Linked DNA regions of Homo sapiens: region 2 is linked to region 1. Evidence: read pairs that join two places in POLR2A ChIA-PET (ENCODE). Cell type or tissue: GM12878. All regions are shown on one strand. Links, peaks and the distances in the headings refer to the core of each region. The heading gives the core; the rest is flanking DNA. Region 1 overlaps ZFX (zinc finger protein X-linked). Region 2 overlaps EIF2S3 (eukaryotic translation initiation factor 2 subunit gamma).

Region 1 (2,812 bases), core at 287-2,786:
TTAATTTACTATTGGCTTTGGGATCAAACCAATTGAACACTTTAGAATTAACTAATATTTCTCTTGGCTGTGCCTCCCAGCAAAGATACTTAATGATGCATTTTATTTTAATTAATTTATTTTTGAGACAGAGTCTTGCTCTGTCGCCCAGGCTGGAGTGCAGTGGCATGATCTTGGTTCACTGCAGCTTCCACCTCCCAGGTTCAAGTGATTCTCCTGCCTCAGCCTCCTGAGTAGCTGTGACTACAGGCGCGTGCCACCACGCCTGGCTAATTTTTGTATTTTTAGTAGAGACAGGGTTTCGTCATGTTGGCCAGGCTGGTCTCAAACTCTGGCCTCAAGCGACCTGCTCACCTCGGCCTCCCGAAGTGCTAGGATTACAGGCGTGAGCCACTGCTTCCGGCCTTAATGATGCATTTTAACTTAAAACTTATATTGAGGTCGGGCACAATGGCTTATGCCTGTAATCGCAACACTTTGGGAAGCCGAGATGGGGGAGGGTCGCTTGAGCCTAGGAGTTCAGAGGTTACAGTGACCCTTGATTGCGCCACTGTACTCCAGCCTGGGCGACAGAATGAGACCCTGTTTCTTAAAAAAAAAACAACCCCTCCCAAAACCCCCCTAAAACACCTATATTGATTTCAGAAGTTAAGGATTAACAAAGGTTTTGTCGTAAGTATATAGAGGAACTATGGGCTGATTTAATCCATGATAGAGAATGTGAAGATACCATTATCGGTAGTCAACTTTAATGCTTTTCATATTATGATGAGAGATGGTAGTATTTCTGAATCTTATATTTATTAAACACTCTATCTTTAGGTCAGAAATGTGGCCAGATGTCCAAGTACTCTCTTTTCTACTCTCTTCTTTAAAAATTTCAGTAAGTTACTGGATCTGAGTGTCTAATAAACAGCTTTTACAATGTCTTTAGTATCCATCTTGGCAGGTTTCTTCCCTCTGCACGTCTCATTTAAAATGATGATGGGCCAGGTAAGGTGGCTCACACCTGTAATCCCAGCATTTTGGGAGGCTGAGGTGGGAGGATCTCGAGGGTAAGGAGTTGGAGACCAGCCTGGGCAACATGGCGAGACTCCATCTCTACTCCCCACAACCCCCCAAAAAAAAGATTAGCTGGTGTGGTGGCATGTGCCTGTGGTTCCAGCTGCTCAGGAGGCAGAGGCAGGAGGATCCCTTGAGCACAGGTGTTCGAGGTTGCAGTGAGCTGTAATCATACCATTGTACTTCCGCCCGGGTGACAGAACGAGACCCCATCTCTTAAAAAAAAATCAAAAACCAAAAAACCACACAAAACAACAATAAATGATGATGAAGCAGTCCTCATTCTTTATAATATCATGGTTGTGTATATAGACACAGATGTTCATTGTCACAGTATATAGCTACCTTTGAGGTCAGGATGACTGCCTTCTTCAGTCTTTGCAATCTAGATTTTATGATTGGCTTCTAAGTTAATTATATGTTTCTTGAGGACAGGAACTATTTACTGCATCTTTGCTGCTTATGTATCTTCCCCATCACACCGTATGTATATTAGGTATGAAATAAATATTTGTTGAATAAGTGAATATATGAATGTTATAGCTGAAAGTCCGTGTACATCATGCCTCATCCAAGGCATTAACGATAAATTTCTTCCCTACCAGTAGCTATTGTCTCTTGATAAAAATAGGTAATAGTAAATCTTCAATAAATGATATCTATGTGCCGGAATTGAAAATATAGTTAGTTTTTGAGATGAGATCTCACCGTGTTGCCCAGGCATACATACATACATACATGCCTGTAGATGTGCAGTGGCTATCTGCAGGTCTGATCATAGTGCACTGCAGCCTCGAATAATAGCTTCTCCAAGGTCACTCCCAGCAGCATTAGGGTGAGGCTTTGAAACCAGTTATGTTTTATTCCAAAGTGTCCACTCTTAATTCTCTTATTGGCCCCCCCTTTCTCTCTCTGTGTCTCTCTCTCTGTGTTTGTATGTTTGTATGTATGTGTGTATAATTTAATACTACAAAGCAGTAGAGTTCATGATAAATAGTGCTTATTGGTAGATGGGGGAGGCAAATAGAATTCCAAAGATAACTACAATTTACAATAATAATGAATTCCAAATTTCAACAATGTTAAACAATAATTTGTTGGGAGGGTTTAAGCATTTTTTTTATTTAACTCATTCTAGCAGAAGCCCAGACAGCTTCCAAACCCCATCCTGTTGTTTTTCTAACTGAAAAGTATTAATTTTTTTCAAATTTGTATTTACATGAGAAAAAGGAATCATATATACGCTATCACTTTTACTCTTGCCAGTGTTGATTTTTCTTTTGCCTTCATTCATTCAGAAAACATTTATTGATCAGCCATAATGAGCTGCGAACCTCACTAGGGGTTGGAGATAAACAGCAAAGTCCCTGGCTTTTTAAGTTCACAGTCTGGGAGGGAAGATAAACAGAAACAGGCAATTACAGTTGAGTGTAGGAAGGTATGTAAATAGATATAGAAAGTACTTTAGAAGCACTAAGAGGATGGGGCTGGGCACGGTGACTCACGCCTGCAATCCCAGCACTTTGGGAGGCCGAGGCAGGCGGATCACGAGGTCAGGAGTTTGAGACCAGCCTGACCAACATGGTGAAACCCTGTCTCTACTAAAAATACAAAAATTAGCCGGGCATGGTGGTGCGCACCTGTAATCCCAGCTACTCAGGCGGCTGAGTCAGGAGAATCGTTCGAATACGGGAGGCAGAGGTTGCAGTGAACTGAGATCATGCCACTGCACTCTAGCCACTGCACGCTG
Region 2 (2,812 bases), core at 284-2,783, 130 kb before region 1:
TTGAATAGTATGAGGATTCAGATATTCAAGAAATAGATACTGAGTCCTTGTGAATAAAGCATCTGCTACATTTGCGGTGCAGGGGGAGCACAAAGAATGCTGCCCACATGTAGCTTACAGACTCGGTAAGAAGAAAAAATGGAGACATAAGAAAAGTTTAATAGCATAAGGCAGTATGTAGTCATATGTAGCAGAAGTTTAAGGAAGAGGTGAAAAATGTGGCTGTACTTGACACACAGGATTATTTCAAGGGCAGAATTTATGAAAGTTTTATTTGATGTACAAGCTGTGATTAAATAGAAGGTTTTTTTTCTTAATTGGCACCTAGAACTTTAGAGGAGAAGTTACGTTGACTGAGTGTAAATTTTGGACATTTTGAGTTTGTACAAACAGCACAGTTTGTACGAAAGTAAGTTAAAAAGTACAGAAGTAAGTTAAAAAGTAAGACTAGTTTTTAACCTAGTTAAAAAGTAAGACTCCACCATGAGGCTATTAAAGTTACAGTATTACAGTCTGGAGCTTTAATTTATTAATGCAAACAAAGCCCAAATAAGCCTACAGGCCTTGAACTACTGCCCCTGCATTAAAAATTTTGGTTGAGGTGACCTTGGAGCATAACCTAACCTCCGAACAACCTATGCTAAGACTATACCAGTTAAAGCAAATTACTGTGCATATATTGACCCAATAATTTGATCAACGGAACAAGTTGCAATTAAACTTAGGTTGTTTCCTTGTTTGTTCACAGATCCCTTTTTGTTGTGTCAGGGCCCATCATACCTGTTTAATCTGGAAATGCTGGAAGGTTCCTTAATATATAAAGTTCTGGCCGGGTGCAGTGGCTTATGCTTGTAATCCCAGCCCTTTGGGAGGCCAAGGCAGGTGGATTGCTTGAGCCCAGGAGTTGGAGACCACCTGGGCAACGTGGCCAAACCCCATCTCTACAAAAAATACAAAAAATTAGCTGTGCGTGGTGGTGCATGCCTGCAGTCCCAGCTACTAAGGAGGCCGAGGTCGGAGGATTGCTCAAGCCCAGGTGGTTGAGGTTGCAGTGAGCTGTGATCAGGGCATTGCATTCCAGCCTGGGCAGCAGCAGGAGACCCTGTCTGTCCCAGAGTATATTTTTTAAGTAAAGCTGTTAGTTACATGGAAGTTTCTCTTAAGTCCTATATGAGAACACGTTTCTAGTAGGAAGGGGTATGGAGGAGGAAAAATTGAAGTCACTGTTGGTTTTATGTTGATATTTACAGCAAGTTATGGCTTTGGCTTTAATTGTATTTATTTATTTATTTATTTATTTGCGACGGAGTCTCGCTCTGTTGCCAGGCTGGAGTGCAGTGGCACGATCTCGGCTCACTGCAGCCTCCACCTCCTGGGTTCAAGTGATTCTTTTGCCTCAGCCTCCCCAGTAGCTGGGACTACAGGCATGCGCCACCACGCCCAGCTAATTTTTGTATTTTTAGTAGAGATGGGGTTTCACCATGTTGGCCAGGATGGTCTTGCTCTCTTGACCTTGTGATCCACCCACCTCGGCCTCCCAAAGTGCTGGGATTACTGGCGTGAGCCACCGTGTCCAGCTGGCTTTGGGTTTTCTACTCTTAACACTATTTGAAAAAATATTTGGTATGTAATTAAATACACATGAATTAATTTTTTGAACTTTGTCCATAGGTACAATTGGTCATGTAGCTCATGGGAAATCCACAGTCGTCAAAGCTATTTCTGGAGTTCATACTGTCAGGTTCAAAAATGAACTAGAAAGAAATATTACAATCAAGCTTGGATATGCTAATGCTAAGGTAAGCTGTGTACTGTGGAACGAGAAACTAACTTTAATTGTTGTGCAGATAACAAATCAAAATCTTTTTTTATTGAAATTTTAGATTTATAAGCTTGATGACCCAAGTTGCCCTCGGCCAGAATGTTATAGATCTTGTGGGAGCAGTACACCTGACGAGTTTCCTACGGACATTCCAGGGACCAAAGGGAACTTCAAATTAGTCAGGTGACCTCTCTTTTGCTACAAACACTACACTTTATATTTTATTGTCTTCTGTTTTGTGCTTTTTGAAATATCGAGGTGTTAAACGGTGAACCTAATGGCTAAATGGTTTTGTTGTTTTTCCATTGTTTATGTTTTTATGGGAAATCTGAAAAGTCAAGCATCTAAACCTAAGTTAAAATACTTACATGCAATTTCTCCAAACTAAAAGTATCACTTAAACAAAACAGAAAAACAACTCATTGGATTGAAGGGATTCTTTTTCTAGGCTTCCTGAATTTCTTTTAAACAGCGCTGTTTCTGTATGTTAAATAGGAGAGAAACAGAGCCATTTCTAATTACTTCTCTAAAACACTTGAACTTGTTCCCCATCTGTTTTCTGAATATGATTGCATACCTGTTTTTTTATCAGGATACTGACACCTGTCTAGTGATGTTTATGGGGATTGGAGATGCCCTACAAGGAATGTTTAGATTGGGGCAGGGCTGGGACCAGGGAGGGACAAGTGAGGCCTTCACCTCAAGCCCAAAATGTAAGTGGGCCTGGCGGTGGCAGGTATGCCAGAAAACTCAGTAATTAGGATAAATATTTTAATGCAGTGTTTTTTTTAAATTAATGCAAAAAATGTGATAAATCAGAATTTTAAATAAGGGCAGACTCTATTACTAAATTTTTTTCCCCTTTTGCTTTGGCTCAGCATGGCATTGTATTTTGTTTATGATTGATTTTTTGCATTAATTTCGACTTTTTAAAAATACTGAATGCATATATTTTTTTTTCTTTCTTTTTTTTTTTTTTTTTTTTGAGAC

What was found. ChIA-PET counts read pairs that join two places held together with the same protein. Peaks named below come from ENCODE experiments on the same cell type or tissue, not always from the same donor. Only the 100,000 strongest peaks of a DNase experiment are listed, where the experiment ranks them.
Region 2: POLR2A ChIA-PET joins it to region 1 with 5 read pairs; 8 of 35 experiments call an interaction of 5 or more read pairs at or near these places.

The regions. Positions count from the first base shown.
Region 1 is chrX:24,185,345-24,188,156 of GRCh38, forward strand. The region is part of intron 5 of ZFX (zinc finger protein X-linked); the gene reads left to right. Among named protein-coding and RNA genes, the nearest start is that of ZFX, 37 kb to the left of the region's middle. In GM12878, for the core only: no CTCF peak of the experiment used is centred there; no DNase peak of the experiment used is centred there.
Region 2 is chrX:24,055,750-24,058,561 of GRCh38, forward strand. EIF2S3 (eukaryotic translation initiation factor 2 subunit gamma) reads left to right here. Exons shown (of 12, transcript NM_001415.4): 3 at 1,672-1,799; 4 at 1,884-2,005. Among named protein-coding and RNA genes, the nearest start is that of EIF2S3, 2.2 kb to the left of the region's middle. In GM12878, for the core only: no CTCF peak of the experiment used is centred there; no DNase peak of the experiment used is centred there; H3K4me3 peaks cover 1,228 bases.